Linked DNA regions of Mus musculus: regions 1 and 3 are each linked to region 2. A link is a loop called in an ENCODE intact Hi-C map of the cell type or tissue named here. Cell type or tissue: heart. All regions are shown on one strand.

Region 1 (8,000 bases), 150 kb before region 2:
TACCACTCCCCAATACAGGGGGCAAGTCAGCAAACACACACACAGCTTACAACACACTCTACGACCCCTCTATATGCCCTCTATGCAACTCAGGACCTTGCCTGTTATTGCCCAGGGCTCCACCCTTGAGCCACATCCCTACCCCCTCACTGGGGGGATTCTGAGCTGGGACTCTGGTTGTCCACTGACCTCCTTGTGACTGAACCATTCTAGACGTCCGTCTCCACGCAGAACACAGAAGGTTGGTTGCCACTGTGGTGGGTGGCCCTGAAGCAGGGTCAAGGGCCCTTGGTGCTCCCTGACTCGAGGCAGCTTCTGCAAAAGGATGCTGACTATGGCTCGAGCAGATCTTGGGGTTGCCTGAACTCTTCAGTTTGGTCACATACGAGCAACACTCCCAAAGCTCAAAAGCTGCAGCTGCTATCCAGACCCTGTTAGTTCAGCATTGGGAAGGCTGAGGAAGGAGCGTCAGCTACACAGCAAATTCAAGACCAGACCAGCTACATGACACTCCACCTCAAAGCAAAAACAAAATTGTATCAGGTGTGGGTGATGGACTGCATGGGACAGGGAGAGTCCCCAGAGGCGGGGCCTCTGTCCACAGAGCCTCTCCTCAGCAAAGAGGGAAAGGAGCCAGTGGGAAATCCCAGGTTCCAGTTGTATCAGTGCCATGTGGCCTTCAGGTGCTCACTCTACCTCTCTGGTCCTGAATTTCCTCATCAAAGACTCTCCCAAGATAGGAGGCAGATGGAGGCCCTGGGCCCTATTAGTAGCTCCAGCTCTAGGCTGTTAGATCTGAGTAACAACCTCTGAGCTGCCAAGAGTCAGAGGGATAAGGGGACAAAAGACATGGGGTCTTATGAAGAGTGTGTCCCTGACATGGTGGCTGCAACAGATGGAGCAAGCACATGCACAGCTGGGGCCCTGCTCACATCTAACCTGTCTTTGCCAACCTCAGGACTTTTGCACATGCTGTGCCCCTGCAGGGAATTCACTTCCCCAAGCCTCCTCAGCCTGCCTCCACCTCCAGAGCGTCCCGGTCCACCTGTGCAAAGGTCCTGTGGTCAGCCCTCCCCAGCCCCACACCCACAGTCTCATGTCAGCACCACTGAGAATGCAAGAGAGACAACTACAGCTGGGTGCCTGGCAGGTAGCCTCATCCTTGGTGGTACTCACTTTGGTGTGGGACAGCTGGCATCCGGCTGGGTCCTGGGGTCCCAGCTCCTGGGAAATGTGTCTGAGCACAGCTGCAGCCAGCTGCCTACGGTAACAGGGCAGGAAGGTCCTCAGCATGCCATTCACCTGACCTGTAGTGAGAAAGGATCAGCAATGGGACCAGGACACCTGCCTGTCATCCCAGGACCAGCTGGCTCACTGGAGTAGCCAGAACTGGTGAGTGCCAGCATAGACCATGCCTCAGTGAATAAGGTGGAAAGCAGTCTTAGGACAGCTGATGTTAATCACTGGCAAGCACATGTACACACACAAAAGCCTTTCTTCCAAATATGTTGCTGCAAGCCGGGCGTGGTGGCGCACACCTTTAATCCCAGCACTCGGGAGGCAGAGGCAGGTGGATTTCTGAGTTCGAGGCCAGTCTGGTCTACAAAGTGAGTTTCAGGACAGCCAGAGCTATACAAAGAAACCCTGTCTCAAAAAAACAAAACCAAAAAACCAAATATGTTGCTGCATCTCAGGAGAATGAGGCCCAGAGAGGGCAATTTATTCACCCAGTGGCACACAGCAAATACAAGTGGTGGTCAATCCTGGGACTTGGAGAGATTACTCAGCAGCACATGCAGGGTTTTGCATGGGCTGTTCCCCTCCCCAAATGCTGTTCTCATACTCACTGTAACCACACACCCTCCTCCAGCCTGGTCTAGCCACCTCCCTTGGGGACATCCACCAAGTCCTGCTGGTCTAGACACTCTCCCAGGTCAAGGTGTGGGACAGGACAGGGAGCTGAAGCTCAGCCTGGCCTTGGCTAAGCCTTAGTCAAGTCCCAGTGTCCATGCAGACAGACTTCCCAGCCTCAGAGACCACCTGACCGTGCCCTTACCCCCAACCTCAGTGGGGCCCTAGCTTCCACTAACAAATCAAAAACTTCACATTTCACTTTGTTTTGTCTTGAGACAGAGTTGCATATAGCCCAGGCTGTCTTGGAACTCACTCTTTAGGCCAGTCTGGCCTCAAACTCCCAGAGATCTGCCTGCCTGTGCCTCCCAAGTGCTCGGATGGCAGGTGTGTAACACTGTATCCAGCTACTTGGATTTCATTTAAATCTGGAGCCCTCCAGAGCCAGGCAGGATGGAGTGTGCCTTTGATCTCTCTGAGTTCGAGGCCAGCCTGGTCTACAGAGTGAGCTCCAGGACAGCCATGGCTACGCAGAAAAACCCTGTCTCGAAAAACTGAACAAAAAAATCTGAAATCTTCCAACACAAGCCCACCCCTGACAAGACCAGAGACAGTTAAAATAATGAACCCTGTATTGGCACCAGGAGCACATGCCAGCATTGGCCTCGCATGCAATGGCAGCATGACTTGACCCTGACCTGTCTGCTTACCCTGAAGCTGCTGCCGCTGCCGTCTACCCAGGGGGCAGGAAGGCTGTGCCCCCATCCTGCCACCATACAGAGCTGTCCTGGGTCCCTCTGCTCAGGATACTGGATGGCAGCTGAGTGGCCCAAGTGCCAGGAGGGTACATATGGCCATCTGGTACCACTCTCCACCCCTCCTGTCTGCACCTGCCTCCTCCTGGCCTCAAGGGACAGGCTGGACCAAGACTGGTGGTTTCTGTCAGGGGTAGTGGGGACAGCCCCAGGGGAGACCCAGGGAGTGTGAGAAAAAAAACAACGCCCTGGCACAGATGGATGGGTGGGGCACATCTCTGCCATCCCAGCACTCAGAAAGCAGAGGCAGGGGGATGGGGAGTTTAGGCCATGGAGGCCAGCCTGGGCTACATGAAGTCCTATCTCTGAAAGCCAAAGGAATGGGTTGCTGACTGAACAAATGAATGAGCAAGGAGTAGGTTATCAGTATGGAGGGACACCACACACACACACACACACACACACACACACACACCCATCCCCATGTAGCCTGCTTCCTTACATGTAGGCACCTTCCTTTTCTTTTCCCTTTCCAGAGGCTGGAATGTGATGGCTGGAGTGTAAGTGGCCACCTTGAAGCATGAGGCAGGTCCTATGCATCAATGGCAAAGCAGTAAATTCCCCCTTGAGAAAGGGACACAGCGCTCACATGGGGTCCTCATGCCTATGTCCCTTTCCTTTCTCAGGGTGTCTCAGCCTCTGCTTGGCTGGTGCGTGGGTGGCACCTGCTCTTGTAGAAGTCCCCAGGATTTTCCACTGTGTCTTTTGCTGGCTTCTGCCCCAGCCTATCCTACTTCCTCTTTGCCACAGCTGAGGAGCCCTCAGGGACCAGACATCTAAAGAAAGTTCACATTTGTGGTTCTGGCCCCGCCCTTCTGGCCTACCTGCCAAGTCGGTTCTGGGAGGCTTCAATTCCTACCTCCTGCCTGGCTTGCATTACCTTGGTGAGGGGATGTTCCCTCAGACAAGCCCACCAGCCTCTCCAACTAGGTCCTTGGAACTGGCAGGGTCAGGACAATGATGCACCGACCCACTTCATGCTCCAAGCTGGCTGCTTATACTCCAGTCTCTGGACCCACATCCCAGTCTTTATAAGCGGCAAGAGAAAAAACTGTCTAAGGGAGAAAGCATCCCAAGAGTCACCCCAGACACTTCTCCCATCGGTAGGGGGCCCTGTGACAACATCAGGAGAACCTTATCAGGTAGCTCACCCTGCTCAAGGCTCCGAACAAGCTTGCAGGAGACAGTGCATCCTCAGGGGGCCATGAAGGCTCTGGCTGAGGCCCCAGGTGAACCCTTCTCTTCACCATGGCTAGAACACAAGCAGTCACTCGGGACCGCAAGGAGCCTGGTACCTGTGAGTTAGTTCTGACCCTTGGAGCAGAGAATGTGGCCAGACTTGGAACAGAGCATACACTGCCGGGCCAGAAGTCCAGGCCACGCTTCTCTGATCCGTGTGTATGCTCTGCTCTGTTGTCCCTCCCCCAACAAGAACCACAGAAACAATAGTTCCAGCAAAGCTGTTTAATCCGCAGCTAGTCCGCTCCCACAACACCCGAAGTGCCCACGGCGTGCATGGCGCACCCCCTACAATGTGGAATGCTTCTCGAAGGGCACAGACAGCAGCCGGGCAGCTGCCTCGTCCAGGAACCAGCAGAGGGCGCCCGTGCGCGGCTGCACCAAGGCGGCGGGCAACGTGCCCTCCTTGTCCTCCAGGATGCGCTGTGTGCGAGACCAGGACCTGCCTCAGAGGCCACGCAGAGCAAGTTGGGGCTCACACTGGTCTGTTCGGTCTGGGGACAGGGGACCCGGGACCCACGGAACCTTGCTCTGCGCTCCGCCTCGCACACCGTGGGATCCAAAGCTTCGAGGTGTGGAATTGGATTTGGTTTTTGTTTTTATTAGGAGGCAGGGCCTCATCTAGCACGGGCTGCCCTTGAACATGCTATGTAGCCAAGGACTCCTCCTTTCTGCCTCCCCAGTATGGAGACAACAGGAGGTACTGGGGACTGGACTCAGGTTGTCAAGCTTGGGGGCAAGCATCTATAACCACACTAAGCCATCTTGCCCCATCCCCGCCCTTCACTTTTTGCAAATTCTTTTTTATTTATTTACTTATTTATTTCTATTTAATGTGTATGGGTGTTACTCCTATATGTATTTGTACCATGAGCATGCCTGGTGCCCACAGAGGCCAGAGGAGGGTGCTGGATTCCCTGGGGCTGGAGATACAACTAGTTGAGAATGGAAGTCGGGTACTCACCGGTTGGTAGCTATCTCTCTCTCTGACCCTGACCTTTTTCTTCTTCCTTTTCTTTTCCCCTTCTATTCTTTCTCTTTAAATGTGTGTGTCTAGTGTCCTGCTCTCTCACCTTCTACCTCATCCCCTTCATACAGTCCTTCACTGAGCCTGGAGACAGACCATTGGCCAAGGAGCCTTGGTATTCTTTGTGAAGGAGTTTGGGGGAGGGGGTGCAGGGACTCTACCCCAGGACACTGTGGCCTTGTCGATGACTGCCCTCTCACACACTGGCAGTATGTCTGTCCCCTGACTGGCCTCCACTGTCCATTTCTTACCTTCAGCACAGCTGCCTTGCCTTCCCCCGTGGCCACAAAGATGATACTTTGGGCTGCGTTCAGCACAGGAAGCGTTAGGGTCACCCTCTGCGGTGGTGGCTTTGGGGAGTCACTGATGGGAGCCACGATCTTCTCCCGCTCCTGGGGAAGGCAGCCAGTGAGGACTGGGATGGAACCGCCCCTCCAAGCACCAGGTCTACAATGCCAACAGGTTTTCCTGTTGCTCTCTTGGGTTTCTGAGACAGGGCCGTACTCAGTATCCAGGTGGCCCTCACCCTCACAGCAAATGCTGTGATGACAGACATGCACCACCATCATCATGGGAGCTGACGCTCGGCAGGGCGGAACTGAGGGGCACGGATGCTCAGATACCCAGAAGACTGACACAGCCTGGTGTATCAGGGCCAGGAGGCCCCCCCCCCCACGCTCACCTGTAGGAGGGGATGGTCAGGGAAGAGCGAACAGGTATGGCCGTCAGGGCCCACTCCCAGGATCAGCAGGTCAAACACAGGGACAGCGTCTCCTTGCAAGGCCTGACAGAAGGATGGTGGGTCAAGTGTGTGCGAGCTCAGAGGTAACACACAAAAAAGCTGAAATCTGGTTCTATCTCAGCTTAGACCACCTTCTGCTGAATGTGCCCGCTCAGCACATTCCCTACACAACAGTGGCCACTCCTGCACAGGGCAGCTTCAACATGGTATGAGGTCTGTAGGATTTTTTTTTTTTTTTTTTTGAGGGTAAGCATTACCCTCCAGCCCAAGCAGGCCTCAAAAAGCCTCCTGCCTTAGTCTCCTAAGTGCTAGGGGTCACAGATGCACTACCACACCTGACTGATCCAGTCCGGGGGCTTGTTTCCCATTTTAGTGGACAAGAACCTCAGGTCTGCAGATGAGTGTCCCTGAGATGTAAGGCTCCAGCCCAAGTCTCCCCACCATGGTGACAGTCTGTGTCCCTAAGCAGTCATCTCTGCCGCAGTCTTTTACAGCTTTCCTACCTGTCCCGGGACCCACCTGTCTCAGTTTCCTGGCATAGTCCTCTGCAGCATCCTCCACAGGTAGGGCAGGATTGATGGTAAGGACCTGGCTGTCTGGGATGGGCAGCTTTGAGAGCAGGTGTGTCTGTAGAAGGGGAAGGGATAGTCAAGGAGTAACATGACTTGCCTAAAGCCAGGAACCCTGAGTCACACGGCGTTCTTCTCCACAGCCTGGCTGACTCTTCGGAGTGGCTCGGGCTCCCTCAATCAGGGACTCAGCCTGGCTGCATCCAGTACACAGCTGGCACCTGACTATACAGAGGTGAACTCCAGGAAGAAGACTGTGATCTACTCTTAGACACCCTGCCTGTGTCTCCATGTCTGGCTCTTGGAGTAAGTCCAGCTCAGTGGAGCAATGCCAGGGAGAGGCTGGGGGCAAATGTCAGAATGCCAGGATGCTGTGCCCTAGAGATGGGGGTGCTGGGGACTCTGTTAACCAACAATGCTCAGGGCGCTGGGGACCCTGGAGAACAGAGGAGCACAGGGCTCCAGACTGAAGGCCATAGGAAGGTGAGCCAGGAAGGCAAAGGAGAACTGGCCGCTGAGTCCACTCTACATGGCTCCTGTCTCAGCCCATTGGGCAAGACACCTACTGCTCAAAGTGTCAACAGATTCCTGGTGATGAAATCCTGCTTCCTTCAAAGACCCAGCTGTTAACCAGGTCACCTCAGAGGGGCCTACTTAGGGGTCTTAGCTTTATTTTTCTTGAGTGGGCTGCATCAAAATAAGTCTCACGTTGCACAGGCTAGCCTCGAACTGGGTAGCTGGGAATGACCTTGAACTCCCGATCCTCCAGCCTCTACTTCCTCATTGCTGGGAAGACAGGGGTGCACCATCATTCCTGGTTTATATGACACTGGAAATGAAGCCTGGACCTTAAGCATTCTAGGCAAGCACAATATCAACTGAGCTACAAGTACCCTACCAACTGAGCCTTGTGCTAGTACACACAGCCAGTTCAGTGAAGTTCTTGGGCAGGCATCGTGTTCAAAGTGGTGCAGTTTCAGGTCCCTAGATGAGGGTCAAGGCGACATGAATCTTCTGTTTCCCCACCTGTAAGTAAGTGTAATGGCCCTTCCTCCCCTGCTTCAGACCCATGACACTGGACCAGCTTCCCCTAGGAGGTGGTGGCAGTCATCCAAGTGTGCTCAGAGCTCAATCCTCCATGCCTCAGTTTCCCTGTGTGTGACGCAGGGACCTCTGTAACCTATAGGGCGCCTTGTGGCCATCATACCCCAGGCTGCTGGGAGGCGATGGCCAACGGCTCTTGTTAAAGAAAACTGAGACCCAACACACCCTGGACACTAGAGGCAGGCTGAGTGCACAAACAGCCATGACCCACGAGGCCCCACAGCCAAGGTACGGCCCTTAGGAAGATACGGGGGACGGAGGCCCGTCAGGCTGCACTTGGATGGACATCACTGCGCATCCAGCAAGACCCCGTGGGGCCCGGAGCCCGCGGGTAGGCGTTGAAGCAGATCCTTGCGTTTCCTAGGCAGGCTGAGCCAGTTCGGCGTGGCCCGCGCTTCCTCGGCGGACTGAGCCGACTCCGCGTGGCCCACGGCGGCCCTTGTATCTTGAGTTTCCACGGTAGGCTGAGCCAGCTCGGCGTGGCCCACGGCGGCCCCCGTAGCCCGTACGGTGCGCGCCCCCGCAGCGCTCACCCGGTAGAGGCCGTACGTGCTCTCGGCGTGGTCGAAGGGCACGAGGCGCTCGTCGCAGAAGCCGAGCGTCCAGCGCGCAAAGCTGGCTGGTCCAGCGGGAGCGGCGGCGGCGGGCAGGTC
Region 2 (8,000 bases):
TCCGGGTCTCGTCTTGAGATTCGGGTTTTCATCTCCCGTGAGATGTTGTGACTGCAAACAGAAACTTCAAACTTCGCCGGCACACTGAAACAGTTTCTGACAAGAAATCTCACCTCCAAGTGGGTCTTCAGAGGGTGGTTGCACTATCCCGGACGAGACACAGATAAACAAACCAACACAACAAGCGCAGAAAACAGACACTCAGAACAAAGACACCGGCTGGCATGCACACATTCCAAAGAAGATCCCCATACCTCCAAGTTGACTCTCGGGTGTGAGGAGTGGTCTCGATTCCCAGCCAATGCACCAAATGACAGACCCACAGCGTGAGGACGTTCTGACTCAGGAGAGGCGACACCCCAAATCACTCACGAGAAACGGTATTGATGCAACCTGTAAGAGGTTTTTTCGGGAAAGACCAGTGCACTGGGGATGACTCATATCCCACTCAGGGGTAGAGGAGTCCACCCCGAGCTCAAGGGGTAAGGGATTTATATAGACACACAAACCACAAACACCTGGCATTGGGCTATAAAGGCAAAAGCCACAAACACCTGGCAAAAATCGCAAACACCTGGCACCCTGGAACAATGGGGCTATTTTGGACACAGGTCTAGGGGCTTAAATAATTTTTTTACTCTCTGTCAGGATCTTTTATGACGTTTAGAAAGAGTGTGAAAGTGAGCCCACTGACAGTGGTTCCCTTTGCTCTGCGTCACTAGTCCTCACTGATAAGGTCATGTCCTGACTCTCTCACATTGCATTGCTCAGCTTCACTTGCAGTGACTTTATTATGTGTGGGGACATTGTCGCTGTCTTCAGAGACTTTATTATGTGTGGGGACACTGTCGCTGCCTTCAGACACACCAGAAGAGGGTGTCAGACCCCATTACAGATGGTTGTGAGTCACCACGCAGTTCCTAGGATTTGAACTCAGGACCTCCGGATGAGCAGTCAGTGCTCTTAACCGCTGAGCCATCTCTCCAGCTCTTGTGGTGACTTTATGGGAGAAACTTGAAGTGGAAACTGATGGTTTCTTTGGAAAGTCAGCTGTGTCAGATGGTGTTTGCTGGGGTAGACACATGAAGGAGTGTTTTCTGAAGTGGACACAGGTGACAGATACTTGTGAAGGAACATTTCACTGAAGCAAACACAGGAGAAAAGACCCATGAAGAAGGATTCTTTGCTAACGACACACACATATTGGTTTACCTTATATTGCACAGTTGAGCTGCATTTGTCGGGAAATGAACCAAAAAAAGACAAAACAAAACAAAACAAAAAAAAGACAACAAACTTCTGATGGTGAGCTGCAACTTCTTGCTGCTTTTGCACACTCAGACTGATTGGCAGAGTGATGTCAGCTGAGACAGACACGAGTGCTGAGGTAAGACACATGGAGGACATGTGATGTTTGGAGGGTGTAAGTAGGACTTGACTCACAGTGACAGAGGCTGAGTGAGCTGGGCTTGCTTACAGAGCTAGCTGTGTTATGTTTGTTGATCTCGTCTTTGCTGATCTTTGTTTCACTGAGAGAGGCACAGTGGAGAACTGGTGTCCCTCCAGACTGAGGTCTGGCTGTCTTTGCTAGGTAGTGCCACCACTACTGATTCCTGTTTGCTATCCCAACTCTACTGAACTGGACTGCTGGTGTATCCATGAAGTGATTGTAAGTGGATCGAGCTGATGATTTCCAGACAACAAGATGGGATTTGCTCCAAAGAACCATTTCTAAATAGGTCCACTTCCCACATATCCTTTCTTTCCCACTACCTCTGGTGGGTGGTGGGCTACAAGGGAGGTTAAAGTGTTTAAGGACATCTTGTGAGGTTCCTGTGGCTTCTTGCTGATTCTGTAGACTCAGGCCAGTTGGGAAGCCTCACGGTTTTTCTGAATTGAACTGCCTTTGCTGATTCGTATGCGCTGTCTGCCAAATGGTCTGGACTGCAGCTGTTGATTTGTGTGTGGTGTTTGCTAGTGCCCTGGGCTGAGAACAACAAAGTTTGGAATCAGCACAAAGAACTATTTCTAAACAGGTCCACTTCCCCTGTTTCCTAATAACCTTTCTTTCCCACTACCTCTGGTGGGTGGGTGGTGAGCTAGAGGGAGGTTGAACCCTCATTAAAGTAAGTTGAGAAAAATAAATTGCCTCCTTTCCCTGTAAGAAAGTATGCTGGGGGTAGAAACAAGCAGCCAGATGTGGGTGGTGGAAATACAAAGGCCACAGCACTGGTTTGGAATCTATCAAAACTGGAGACCCAGCTTCAACAATGGCCTCAACGGGCCTCAGCTTGGCTAGGCATTGAGATCTAACCCAGTACAGTCAGTGGGCTTAGGAGAAGTGTGTCCTCCTTGGGTGGGGCTCCTGGCTCCCATCCACACCTGTGGATGCAGCTGCTCGAGAGAGGGCAGTACTTCCACCCCTGTACTCACTGTTGCTCTTTTGATTAAAAAAAAAAATGATAAGAAGTGGTGAGATCAGCCCGTGAACCGCTGGACCGCAATGATTCTTCTTTGTTGGTGTCTCCGTAGCCTCCCAGCACTGACTGGAAATGGATAATGGATAATGGTAGACCAGTGACAGGGAGGCCATGCAGCTCAAGTGGGTTCCTGCTTTCAGCTTTTCAGATCATGGCCCCATCCAAGGCTTCACCAAAGCCAACTAATGATCTTTTATCAAGAGGGAATGAGAGGCTTCCTGGGTTTTGAGATATAACTCGAGCCCCTAAGAGGACACCTATGGCCGGGACTAAGACAGCTGCTCCTGGTTTCAGAGAAGGCAGAAGCCTGTAGACACGCACTGATGAGTCATAACTCTGTCTTTTTTTGTTTGTTTGTTTTTGGTTTTTGGTTTTTCGAGACAGGGTTTCTCTCTGTGTAGCTCTTGCTGTCCTGGAACTCACTTTGTAAACCAGGCTGGCCTCGAACTCAGAAATCAGCCTGCCTTTGCCTCCCAAGTGCTGGGATTAAAGGCGTGCACCCCCATGCCGGGCCATAACTCTGTCTTAATTTACACCCAAGTCCACCGGAAAATACCTAATAAAATCTTCAGTGTAGGGATAATCTCTTGTGTACTGTGTGGAAGCATCAGCTGTCAATCAATAAAAAGCAGGTGGCCAATAAAGAAAGGGCAGGGTTAGAAAGTGGGGCAACAACAGAGAGGATCTCTCGGAGTCAAGAGAGAAATATTTGCCACCCAGACTCTGAGGAAGTTGGTCGTATGAAACTGAGTGGTAATTAGCCACGTGGAAGACATAGAATAGTATAAACGGATTAATGTAAGTTACGAGCTAGTTGGGGAACAAGCCAAACCTTATGGCCTAGGCATTTATTCGTAAATAAAATATAGCCTCCGAGTCCTATTCGGGAACTGGGGTGCGTGTGGAAAACCCACAGTTACAAATGGAGTCCATTAAGGACTGTTAGAATCCAGGCTTAGAACCTGAGAAAAAGCCGTGGTGGAAAGGCAGGGCACAAGCACTTCCCAGAGTGTCCTAGCAGGGCAGGGAGGCTAAATCCCTTTAAAGAGAGCAAATGGAGGCCTGGGAGCAGCAGGTAAAGTGTGAGGAACCAGAGCCTCAGTGCATGGCCACGTGGGCAACTTCCCAGAGCTGCTTTGGAGCTACCTGGCGCTGGTGCCGAGTGAACCCCAGCATGCAGAAGTTCGACCGGGAGCTGGGGCGGGCACCTAGGCTCACCAGCTGATGCCCATGGGTGTGAGGCTCGGGTTCTCACGGAAGAGCAAATCGAGGCTCCAGCCCCAAACCCCGCAGGGGCAGCCTGCTAGTAGAACCGTAGGGGCGGAGCCAGCCGCCACAGACAGGTGCTGGAAGAACAAGCCTGCAGATGCTCAGAAGGGCGAAGGTACATGTTCCCCAGAGCTGAGGTGGGACTGAAAAGATCCAAACTTTTGAACTGATAATATCTAAAATTGAAAACATTAAAGAAGAAACAAACACTTAATTTGTAAATAAAAAAATAAGGTCTTCCAAGGAAAAAGAGAAAGGTTTAAAAATATTTGTTTTTCTGTAATTAAAAAAAAAAAAAAAGAAGGAAAACACAACACAATGCATCCGGATTCCACACAATTTTGTTTCACATAATTTCATATATCTTTTTTTAAGAGAAATAAAAGAAAACCGATTTAGAGAATGGAAAGACTAGGAAATTACATGCTAGAGTGGAGGCACTAGAAGAGCTAGAAAACTCTAATTCAGAGTAAAGGAGCGTCAGATGATTCCATTCTAAGTCCTATGCCGCCACCTTGTGACCAGATTGCAGAATGGCAGTCTATTAAATTTCTAGATAGAGACTTATGCTGAATTAAGAATACAAATTCTATTTAACAATGCTACCTAATATCAATGGCATACAGTAGATTATGTGTTCTATTATGTAGAGTTTGGTGAATTAAGATATGTGCATATGCCGGGCGTGGTGGTGCACGCCTTTAATCCCAGCACTTGGGAGGCAGAGGCAGGCAGATTTCTGAGTTCGAGGCCAGCCTGGTCTACAAAGTGAGTTCCAGGACAGCCAGAGCTACACAGAGAAACCCTGTCTCAAAAAACCAAAAAAAAAAAAAAAAAAAAAGATATGTGCATACATTAGTACATTATACAATTGAAACTTACTCAAGATGTCAATATGTTTTTGCCTTCAGTTCTGAAAGGAATGATTCTTAGATTGCACATTTATTAGAGATGGAGGTGATCTTAGAGATGCCTTTGCAGACTGAAGCTGATGATGCTCCAGCATATGTATCCAGAAGAATACAACAATGTTTTAGACACAATGGCATAAAATATGTTACTGGCATGTCTCACAATTCTACAGGTCAAACAATTGTAAAAAGATTTTACTGGACTTTAAAGAAAATGCTCATAGAACAGAATGGGGCTGAGGGATCTCCTGGAGATAACATTAAATATGATTTATGTATCTTTAATTTTATTAATGACAATGAGACAGATAACACAGCTGCTGAAATGTGCTGGATTTTAGAAAGAACTGCAGAATTAGATCAGCCTACATATGTGATAACCTCAGTATGGAATGAAGGAATTGTGTTATTTTGGGGAAGAAATTTGTCTTTGTTTCAACAGAAGAAGAAAATCTATAGATTCCATCAAAAATAATAAAGATTATATTTGACCAGGAGAGACCTCCTGAAGACTTAGGCTACAGACACGAAGGAAGAAAACAGGAAGAACAAAACATGTAAAGTATATGCTGTATATTCCTCGACATGGGAACAGCTTTGAGACTGGCTGAGACAAGAAAATGTCTCCAGCTAGGATTTCAGCTATGCACAGCCAATAAGTCTTGCTGCCTACAGAGTCCTCAAGACTTATCATGCCATCCTTTCAAATGGCATGGATGAAAATTTATATTACAGTTTAGATATACAGTCCAAATTTTGATGCCTTCCTCCTGCTCAAACAAAGAACAGAGAATCTTCTTTAACTGAATTGCACACAGTGAACATTCCTTACATTTTTAATGCAGAAACATATATTACCTTTGAAGTTTACATGTTTACAAAACAAACAGACCAGAAAACAAAGAACACAAAACACATAGCTCAGGTGATCCAACTTCGACTGCTCCAATAGCTGTTTCCTCAAAATCTGCACCCAGGACAACTTCAAAATGCTAGCTTGGGCTGGAGAGATGGCTCAGCAGTTAAGAGCACTGACTGCTCTTCTGAAGGTCCTGAGTTCAAATCTCAGCAAACACATGGTGCTCACAACCATCCATAATGAGATCTGATGCCCTCTTCTGGTGAGTCTGAAAAGAGCTACAGTGTGCTAACATAATAAATAAATCTTTGTGCTGCAGTGAGCAGGGCCAGAGCGAGCAGAGGTCCTGAGTTCAATTCCCAGCAACCCCACGATGGCTCACAACCATCTGTACATCTACAGTGTACTCATATATATATATATATCTTTTTAAAAAAATGCTAGCTCAACTGGTCCAGCCTCCCAGAGACTGTTGCAGCCAGGGTTTCAGTTGCTGTGCTTTCCCATCACACAGAGATTGGGAAAAAAATGTCACAGCTTTTTAGGACTTGGCCAATATCCTAATTTTCTTAGGTTCTTCTACTGGCTGTTGTGTATCAACTTGACACAGGCTGGAGCTATCACAGAGAAAGGAGCTTCAGTTGGGGAAGTGCTTCCATGAGATCCAGCTGTGGGGCATTTTCTCAGTTGGTGATCAAGTTGTAGGGCCCATTATAGACAGTGCCATTCCTGGGCTGGTACTCTTGGGTTCTATAAGAGAGCAGGCTGAGCAAACCAGGGGAAGCAAGCCAGTAAGTAACATCCCTCCATGGCCTCTGTATCAGCTCCTGCTTCCTGACCTGCTTGAGTTCCAGTCCTGACTTCCTTTGGTGATGGACAGCAATGTGGAAGTGTAAGCTGAATAAACCCTTTCCTCCCCAACTGCTTCTTGGTCATGATGTTTGTGCAGGAATAGAAACCCTGACTAAGACAGTTCTCAAAAGAGATCGTCTCCTCAGACAGCAGAAAGCAATTTCTAGAGACTGATGCCCTATTGCCAAAAAATGTGGTGGGTGGCTTTGGTCATTTTGTGGATGAGGATGTTTGTCATAGCCTGAGAGGGGTTGGTTACAAATTGCTGGTGGTCTTGGTCAGAGGAAACAATTACAGGAGGTTTAGATTCAGGGATCTCTTTTTCTCTCTTTTTCTTTCCTGTATCCTTCTTTCTCTCCTATGAAGTCTACAGGGGAAGGGGATAGAGGGATGAAAGAAAAAAGGGGAGGGATATAGGGATGAGATAAAAGGTAGATTGTTGAATCTACCTTTAAACTAAAGAACATCAACAAACCAAATATGATTACATTGATATAAAAATCTGTATATTGATACAATTTAAGACTATTTTTGCAACAACATAATGTATATTATGTTTCAACATTTGTTTAAGGTATTGTATCTATGCAACCAACTTTAAAATGCAATGTGAAGTTCTCATTTTGAAAGCTCCTATTACAAACTGTTTAGGATTATTAAGAAATTCAAGTCAGGGCTGGAGAAATGGCTCAGCAGTGAAGAGCACTGACTGCTCTTCCAGAGGTCCTGAGTTCAATTCCCAGCAACCACATTACAACCATCTGTAATGGGATCTGATGCCCTCTTCTGAAGTGTCTGAAGACAGTGACAGTGTACTCATATACCTAAAAGAAATAAGAAAATCTTAAAGAAAGAAAGAAAGAAAGAGAGAAAGGAAGAAAGAGAGAAAGGAAGAAAGAGAGAAAGGAAGAAAGAGAGAAAGGAAGAAAGGAAGAAAGGAAGAAAGGAAGAAAGGAAGAAAGAAAGAAAGAAAGAAAGAAAGAAAGAAAGAAAGAAAGAAAGGAAGGAAGAAAGAAAGAAAGAAAGAAAGAAAGAAAGAAAGAAAGAAAGAAAGAAAGAAAGAAAGAAAGAAAGAAAGAAAGAAATGAATGCAAGTTTGTAGTCAATCATGATGATTCCTGGTCATGTTAGACACTAATTACAGAAATATATTTCCTAGGATGAACAGATAGTGGATAACTAGAAACAAGCAACATTTGCCTATCATAATACTTAGATAGATGGTCTTCATATCCTCAGAGATCTACAGAATGTGACATTTAAAGATGTTTTATTTACATAAGGCTTTTCATGACGGTGAGACAGGTCTGCTCCTGGCAGCACCCCACACCACTTCAAAGAAGATGATAAACATCAAAGAACCTCCAAATGGAATTGCTTCTGCGTGGCAAGCTGCTACTGGGAGAGAAACTGCCCCTGCTTCAACTGCAGAAGACTAGATAGCTACAGTCTCACAACTTAAGGTTATGTTGTTTAGAGTTAAGAAGACATTTTTAGTTTGGTCATGCAAGTTATGTGAGAAAATTATTTCAGTACAGAACTTTGGACTCACCAAGTTTGGATAGATAATGGAGTATTCTTTTCAAGGTTGCCAAATATATCTGCACGGGACATTGTGAATGTAATTTG
Region 3 (8,000 bases), 53 kb before region 2:
CGTGGTTGGTCCTAAAGGTACTGGGCAGCCATGGAGAGAGTGCATAGGTTCATTCCAACAGTTTTCGTAGTGAGATTAAAAGAGAAACCAGAATCCCAGCACAGAGGGAGCTGAGGCAGGAGGTCCGAGTTTGAAGCCAGCCTGCATTGGATAATCTGGTCTCAAATCCCTAGAACCTTGTGGGGCCTCCCAGAATCTCAGTCTCGTTGGTGGCTGTGTAGCAGAGACAAACCTTAGGGCCCTTCTGGAGCTTAGGTCTAACCTGGAGGCCCAGCCCCACTTTACCAAGGGTTATGGGAGAAGGAGACAGCAGAGCCATGCCATGCCCCTGCTGCAGAGTAGCCCCTGGGCCCCTCAGCCTTTGGTGACTGCTAAGCTTTCTGCTCTTCCTTCCCAGCGGTTGAGGACCCAGCTGCCGCAGGACGCTGGGTGCCAGAATCGCCCACCTGTGGATGGGGGCAGCCAGGTGCCCACAGTGCTGGACACCCGCCGTGCCTGCCGGCAGCCTCCACCCCCACGCCTTCTCTGGCACCCCTTCACTGTCCCCTGCATCCCCGCCATTCCCCAGACACTGGATTTAAGGCACACACAGCTGTGAGATGACTTCACATCGACCCCTTGTGCAGTGACCCGGATGGTGCCCCACCCACACATGAAGCACCCACAGCTCAGCTGCCACCCTAGGCAACTCCTCCGGTTTCCTATCACTCTGCTCCTGACCCGGGAGGTGAGAACAGGAAGCCCAGCCTTCAGCTCCCTTGGGAGTTTCCAGCCTCCCTCTTAAAGGCCACTAGGGTTTCCAGATCCTATTTGAGAGTCTCCAGGCCTCCCCTGAAGGGTTCTAGCCACCACGCCCACAGGATTCCCATTAGGTTTTAAAGTCTTTTCCAGAGTCCGCTGGTTCCCCTCCTCCTCACAAGGAAGGGCCTCAATTGTAGATGAGCGTTCCGGGTGGATCTTAGAGCCCTAGAGGGAGGCTTTTGCTTGTAGCCCCCTAAAGATATTACTGGCACATAATAAATATGAAAGTCCTTTGAAGACTGGTTTGTATTTGTTTGTGTGTGTTTGTTTGTTTTAAGCCAGAGTTTCCCTCTGTACCTCTGGCCATCCTGAAACTCACTCTGTATACCAGGTTGGCCTCGAACTCAGAGATATGCCTGTCTTGGCCTCCCAAGGGCTGGGATCAAAGGTATGTACCACCACCACCTGGCTGGTTTCTATTTATGTTTTTATTCTGTAAACAAGGTCACATTATGCATGCCAAGTTGGCTTTGAATTCTGGATCTCACTACCTCAGCCTCCTGAGGACAGTGATGACTCTCATGCTCAGTGGGGACTGGTGAGACAGCTCAGCAGGTTAGGTACTGACTGCTCCTAGAGAGGATCTGGGTTTGGTTCCCAGCATTAACATGGCAACTTACAACTACATGCAGGGGATCTGATGCCCTCTCTTGAACTCCAGAGGCAGCACACATGCAGGTGGTGCAATCAAGGTAACATAGAATCTTTAAATGAATAGATGGCAGCTGTGGCGGGTGGCATGCACCTTTCAGCCCAACCCTGTGGCTCAGTGGGTAGAGTGCTTGTGTTGCATGAATGACACCCTGGACTCCATCTCCAGCACCACATAAACTGGGTGTGGTGTTATTCCAGACCTGAAGAGGCTGAGGCAGGAGGATTGGGACTACAAGGCCAGCCTGGGCTACAGGAGACCCTGTTTCAACCATCAGGACTAAATAAAAATGAAAAGCTATCCTATTGCCTTCTGGTGCAAACATATTGAAAGATGCATCTCCTCAGGTTGGTACAGATTTAAAAAAAAAAAAATAGTAGCCCTTACAGAAACAACATGCAACAGAATGAAGCCCAGCGTGGTGAAACAGGTCTGTCCCTGGTGGGGAGGCTGAGGCAGGGGACTGAAGGGCAAGGGCAGCCCTCTAATGTCCAGCCCAGCTGTCCTTGAATCCCAGCAGCAAGCTGGAGCCATCGAGGGAAAAGCAGACAAACATGAAGGCAGAAGGCGGCTGCTCCCTCCAGCGTTGGCCCCTGTGGGAGCAGGAGGTGAATCACACAGCCTGTGTGCCACACTCTGCCTTGGGGACAAAGCGGCGATATTTCCTGGATCCGGAAATATGGGCCAGAGCCTGTCACTGCAGGAAGCACTCGGCTGGAGCCCCGCCAACCAGGCCACCAGGGGTCAGCCTGGGAGGCTGCCTGGATGGCTGGGATGAAGGCCCCAAGGAATTGGGGCGGGCCCTGGACCTGCGCCTGAGCTCTGGGATGAAGTCGACCTGACTGAAGGTCTGATAGCCACTGGCCTGGGTGCAGATGGTGATCAAACTCAGCCTTTGTTTTCTCTTCCCAGACACCATGTTTCAAATCTGTACTCTCAGCTAACATGATTGGGAGGCAGAAGGATTGCTTAAACCCAAGAGTTCCAGGCCAGTCTGGGCTACACAGTAAGAACCCACCTCTAACAACCACAGTGGTTGTGATAATGAATCTGAAGTGTCCAGGCAGAGAGGCCTACATTGCTGACATGAGAAAACAAAAGCCTGCCCCCAGCGCTGCCTCAGGAGGGTCCTATACTGGCACAGTCCTCTTCATCATGGATTCTGAACCCGCCCTCTGTTGGTCACACATCCTTCATGGCTCCCCATTACCCTACAGCCTAGTTTCTCAGCCCCTTTGGCAGCTTACAGACAGGGTTCAGCCCTGGCTGCTCTCAGAATATCTGATCAGGACTTAAGGGTGAACAAAGTTTATTTGCTTCATTTGTGTTCATTTGTTTCGTTTTGAGACAAGAGGCTCGCTACATAGCCTGGCTGGCCTCCAACTCAGAGATCCTCCTGCCTCTACAATGCTGGGATCGCTGGCGCACTAACATGCCTGGCTATGCTTTTCCTTGCCTAGCTCCCTGGGTGAGAGTACTTGTTGCTGAAAGAGGAGAAACTGAGTCTCAATTGCCAATATAAAAGCAGGGTATAGTTGTGCACCTGTAACCCTAGCACTGTGGGCAGAGAGAGGAGGATGCTAAACACTGGATACAGAATTGAGACCTGACCTGTGTCCTTTTCTGGCCAGTATGTCCCCTAGAATCCCCACACCCACGTGTATGATAACATCACACACACACACAAACACCATGGGGTAGGGGCTTGGCTCAGTTTTATCTGCCCAGACCCCTCCTCCAGGCAGCTTTTCTGGATTCCCTTCGGCCCCTAGTCTCATCCAGGCTCCCAGGCCCCAGGCAGGGCTCCGGGGCGGAAGGGGGCCAAGTGCCCGGTCCGACTGCCTCCGCTGGGTGAGGCCCTGACTCTTTGGGGATTTCCTGCGTTCTCTATAAATAACCCCCCCCCCCCCCGTCGCTTCCCACAAACTCCTCACCCTTCTTGGAAAAAAGGGACTGCGGCCAAGGCCTCCATGCAGCTGTGTGCCAGCCCCGAGGCAAGTGGCCTACATCGGGCGAGCTGCCCAGAGGGGCGGCCCCGCCCAGCTTGAGGCGCCATGGCTCCTCCTGGGAGCTCGGGACCCTTCCCCTTTTTTTCAAGACAGGATCTCGCTTTATAACCCAGCCTGGCTTGGACGGGGTGCTGAGGTGACAGGCGTGAGGACAAGTCATCAATTAGGACACACTTGGCCTGGGGGAAGTGGAGTTACACTAGGAACGCTCGCCCTCTGCTGGCGGGCTGCGGCTGCAACAGACACAGCAGCATTGTCCTCTTTTTTTTTTTTTTTTTTTTTTGGTTTTACAAGACAGGGTTTCTCTATATAGCCCTGGCTGTCCTGGAACTCACTTTGTAGATCAGGCTGGCCTCGAACTCAGAAATCTGCCTGCCTTTGCCTCCCGAGTGCTGGGATTAAAGGCGTGCGCCACCACACCCAGCTAGCATTGTCCTCTTACAGTCAAGTCCCAGGCAACATCAGGCCTCCTTGTAGTCATGTCACATAGAGCCATCATGCCTTACTCTCAGGAAGACAAGACCCAAGTGGCCCCAGCACCCTACAATGTTGCCTACGATAGAAGGCTCTCCACAAGGTTCAACGTGGGGTGTAACTGACTGCTGAAACCCAAAGCCAGAGGCCATTAGGTGAGGCCACTCCGAGCCCCGTTTTCTTAGCACTGGTGAAACAGAGAGGGCACAGATGCCTGGAAGTTTGAGGCCAGTGCCATCTACACAAAACTAAAAATAAATACAAATAAAATAAAAATATCTGCACGATGGCTTTGCAGATAGAGGCGTTTGCTGCAAGAAGATGTGAGTGGTTCCCAGCGCCCGTGGGCTGGAACTCCACTTCCAGGGATGCCTCTGCTCTCACACACATATATATATAATTAGAAATAATGAAGTCTCTTGCTGTCAACTCTGATGGCCCAAGTTCGATCCCCGAGACCCACACTGCTATTGCAGAAGACCCTTGCAAGTTGTCCTCTGACCTCCCCGTGTGTGCTGCGGACCCCCCAATGGTGGCACAGGCCTGACACCAGCACTGGGTCCATATTAGTCACGTTTTCATTGAGTGGCGATGACTGCAGGGATTCATAACTGTTTAAAGGAGGGGGGGGAGAATAAAAAAGTTCTTGGGTGCTCAGCAGTAAATGGGGCGATCTGATCCCCAGTTACAGGGAGCACAATGGAAATGCTGTGTGGGGTGTAAGAGCCTGAGGACTGGGTGGCACCAGGATCCTGGTGCTGCTGAGCTGCAGCTGTGGTCCCTCACACCCTGTCCAGGTGGGGATGTGTGGTCCTGTGGCTCTGAAGATTAACAGGCAGTGAAAGCCCTGGGGGAGGGCACAGAAGGACATTTTCTTTAACTGTGTAGCTACCAGTCAGAAAAATCTCAGGATGATTTAAGAAAAGCAAGGGAGCCTGGCGTAGTGGCACACGCCTTTAATCCCAGCACTTGGGAGGCAGAGGCAGGCGAATTTCTGGTCTACAGAGTGAGTTCCAGGACAGCGAGGGCTATACAGAAAAATCCCCGTCTTGGGCTGGTGAGATGGCTCAGGAGGTAAGAGCACTGACTGCTCTTCCAAAGGTCCTGAGTTCAAATCCCAGCAACCACATGGTAGCTCACAACCATCTGTAATGGAATTGGATGCCCTCTTCTGGTGTGTCTGAAGACAGCTACAGTGTACTTAAATATAACAAGAAATCAAAAAAAAAAAAAAAAAAAAAAAAAAAAAAGAAAGAGAGGAAGAAAGAGAGGAAGAAAGAAAGAAAGCATGACCCAAGGTGCTTTGTCCCAGTATTGCTTCTTAAAAAAAAAAAAGAAAGAAAAGAAAAATCCTGTCTCAAAAAACCAAAAAGAAAAAAGAAGCCGGGCGTGGTGGCGCACGCCTTTAACCCCAGCCCGTGGGAGGCAGAAGCAGGCGGATTTCTGAGTTCGAGGGAAAGGAAGGAGATTAGTGAGAGCAGGGACTGAGCAAGTGAGATAAGGGAAGGGCATGATCAAAGCACAGGAGATACTTGGATGAAACTGTCACAGCAATACTCATTCCAGGTACCACATGCTACTACACAAGTAAAAATTTAAAAATGTATTTAATTGGCAAACGATGCCATAAATAGAAGCACGTCAGCAAAGTTCTAGAAGGTAAGGCTGACTGATCCTTGTGGACACACGCTTCTGGATTTCCTGAACTCTTCATTCTCCTTTGGTAATTAAAAATGAAATGCCTTTAATCCCAGCACTTGGGAGGCAGAGGCAGGCAGATTTCTGGGTTCAAGGCCAGCCTGGTCTACAGAGTGAGTTCCAGGACAGCCAGGACTACACAGAGAAGCCCTGTCGTGGCTCAGCATATAACATGCAACGGGTTTCACATCCAGCACTACATCATTCAGGCACTTGGCAAGGTGATGCTGACCTTAATCCCGACATCGGGGGTGAGGAAGTATCCACTGTCAGATCCCTGATCCATGTCTCTCTCCTCACTGTGGAGGGCTGCAGACGCCAGTGCTCTCCTGCCCTCTGCTAGGTTTGCCATCTTGGATCATGACCTTGTGGGAACTCCGAGGCTGAGTCCCAGGCTCTGGACCTCACTTGCCCACACAGAAGTCCTGGAAGATGAGATCCAGGATCTCCTCCGTTCCTCCTCCACCTGTGAGGTGATTTAGTTGCCTCCGAGCCTGGCGCAGGGCCTCGGCCGCCAGAGCCAGGTCTGTGGCCAGCTGGTAGTGGCCCAAGGCATCCAGGCAGCCCTGGAGGTGGTACTGGTGCCTGACCCGGGTCAAGAGCGGTGGTCCTGTGGATGGGTCCCCACACCTGCCAAAGACAAGACCCAGTTGCCTCACTCAGCCACTTTTGGAAAAAGACCTCCCATGGAAACCTTTTTTTGCAGAGAGAGAAAGAAACTGAGGCTGAGGGATAGGTCTGAGCCCAAAGCCAGCAACTCTGTTTACATCTGAACTTGGTTGATGAAGCTGAAGGTGGGTGAAGGGGACTCACACCGCAGCCAGCTCGGTCTTCAGGGCCTGCAGGAGGCTGTCCATCCCGGCTCCCGTGTGGCAGGACAGGAGCAGGTGAGGAGGCAGGGCTATGTCGCAGGCTGGGGCATTAGCAGACAGCAGATCAGATTTGTTGAGCAGCAGCAGGAGGCGCTGCCCACCGCTGTCTTGGCTTTGTGCTAGCAGTGGGGTCACTACAGTGTCCAGGAAGCTGCAGCTGGATGAGGAGGCCAGGTCGGAGGCGTCCAGCACCCCCAGAATGATGTCAGCCTGCTCCAGCCTGGGGAGGAAGGACCATGAAGCATAACCATGGAGGATCCTGGGAAGGCACTGTTGGTGCTGCTCAGAGGAGCAGCTCAGCTGAGGGATGAACAACCTCTGTAAGGCGTGGCTCAGAGCAAAAGGCAGAACAGATGCCATTGTCTGGCACATGGGCAGGACTTTGGCAGGATGAGGTGGGGTAGAGCCTGCACAGGTGGGACTTTGCTAAAGGGGCGGGGCGGGGCGGGGCTTCAGTGGAGACCTGGCAGAACTGTTGAGAGCATGGCCAAGGGAAGAGTGATGAAAAGCAGGGCAGGGCACAGAAGAGGACAGGCTGTGAGTGTTGTGAGGTGGCCTGAGGACTGACGAGACTCGGGGAGGGGTGGGGGGAGGGACCAAGGGACACAGGTCAAGATTGCTCTTCAAATTACGAAGCCTCCATGAAATCGACTCATGGGGAGAAAAGGTCACTGGTCGCCCGCCACATTCTCAGCCTTCCACCTACCTGTGGCGGGCCCTGCGCACACCCTCCTGCTCAACAGCGCCCACGCCTTCCCGGAGCCCTGCAGTGTCGCTCAGCAAGACAGGGAACCCAGCCAAGTCCACGGGAGTCTCCAGCACGTCACGGGTGGTCCCAGGCTCTGGGGACACGATGGACACTGGCTTTTGGCCTGAATGTCAGGGACAATGTGATTAAGAACCACGGAGTGGAGGTAAAAGCCCTCACTTTCAGGAGGCGCTGTCTGCCACTCTCGTAGCTTTGAGCTACCAGTGGGGCCACCACAGTGTCCAGGAAGCTGCAGCTGGAGGAGGCGTCCAGCAACCCTAGGATGCTGCACCCCTGCCCAGAAGAAGCCCATCCCATCCTTTCCTGAACCCCACATACTGAGTAGATTCACCAGACTGCTCTTGCCCGCATTGGGAGGTCCAGTGACCACAACATTTGCCCCCGAGAGGAGCCTTTGTCCACGCCTAGCATCTCGCAGGTGGGAACCCAGCGCCACCTCCAGGGCTCGAACTTCTCTGTCCGCTGTGAGAGGGAAAAGGCGGGGTGGGGGGGGGAGAGCTATCAGCAAGGTCTCAGGGGGGGCTGAATGCCAGCCCCAACTCCCCCAAAACCAGACATACCCTGCTCCAACACACCCTCTTCCAAATTATCATCCTCTCCGAAGTCAATGTAGGCCTCCACATAGGCCAGAGCCTGGGGAGGAGGGGAGATGTCACAGGTGCTCTCTCAGTCTCAGGTCTAACTCCAGTTTGATCTATACAACCAGACTGGCCTCTCACAGGCCT

What was found. A loop is a pair of places that touch in the nucleus more often than their neighbours do. Peaks named below come from ENCODE experiments on the same cell type or tissue, not always from the same donor. Only the 100,000 strongest peaks of a DNase experiment are listed, where the experiment ranks them.
Region 1: a loop joins it to region 2, with 5 times the contacts of the local background. A loop is called at or near these places in 8 of 42 quality-filtered maps.
Region 3: a loop joins it to region 2, with 4 times the contacts of the local background. A loop is called at or near these places in 4 of 42 quality-filtered maps.

What each region holds. Positions count from the first base shown.
Region 1 is chr8:71,592,385-71,600,384 of GRCm38, reverse strand. Pgls (6-phosphogluconolactonase) reads right to left here. Exons shown (of 5, transcript NM_025396.3): 1 at 7,881-8,000; 2 at 6,194-6,301; 3 at 5,615-5,716; 4 at 5,184-5,324; 5 at 4,118-4,328. The coding sequence ends at 4,194. Niban3 (niban apoptosis regulator 3) reads right to left here and starts at 2,677. Exons shown (of 15, transcript NM_001384129.1): 1 at 2,562-2,677; 2 at 1,177-1,307; 3 at 190-315. The coding sequence starts at 2,616. In heart, a CTCF peak has its summit at 4,268 (motif pointing right); DNase peaks (open chromatin) are centred at 3,374, 4,294, 6,574, 7,894 and 1 weaker place; H3K4me3 peaks cover 1,286 bases; H3K27ac peaks cover 1,120 bases; H3K27me3 peaks cover 1,386 bases.
Region 2 is chr8:71,437,856-71,445,855 of GRCm38, reverse strand. No RefSeq gene overlaps it. Among named protein-coding and RNA genes, the nearest start is that of Abhd8, 22 kb to the left of the region's middle. In heart, CTCF peaks have their summits at 4,262 (motif pointing left) and 5,785 (motif pointing left); no DNase peak of the experiment used is centred here; H3K27me3 peaks cover 2,156 bases.
Region 3 is chr8:71,490,803-71,498,802 of GRCm38, reverse strand. It overlaps Gtpbp3 (GTP binding protein 3), which reads right to left. Exons shown (of 9, transcript NM_032544.4): 5 at 7,836-7,908; 6 at 7,594-7,737; 7 at 7,213-7,378; 8 at 6,448-6,726; 9 at 5,525-6,264. The coding sequence ends at 6,039. It overlaps Plvap (plasmalemma vesicle associated protein), which reads left to right. Exons shown (of 6, transcript NM_032398.2): 6 at 398-1,050. The coding sequence ends at 404. Among named protein-coding and RNA genes, the nearest start is that of Gtpbp3, 6.1 kb to the right of the region's middle. In heart, CTCF peaks have their summits at 802, 2,045 and 3,665 (motif pointing left); DNase peaks (open chromatin) are centred at 239, 732, 2,182, 3,552 and 1 weaker place; H3K4me3 peaks cover 1,394 bases; H3K27ac peaks cover 3,081 bases.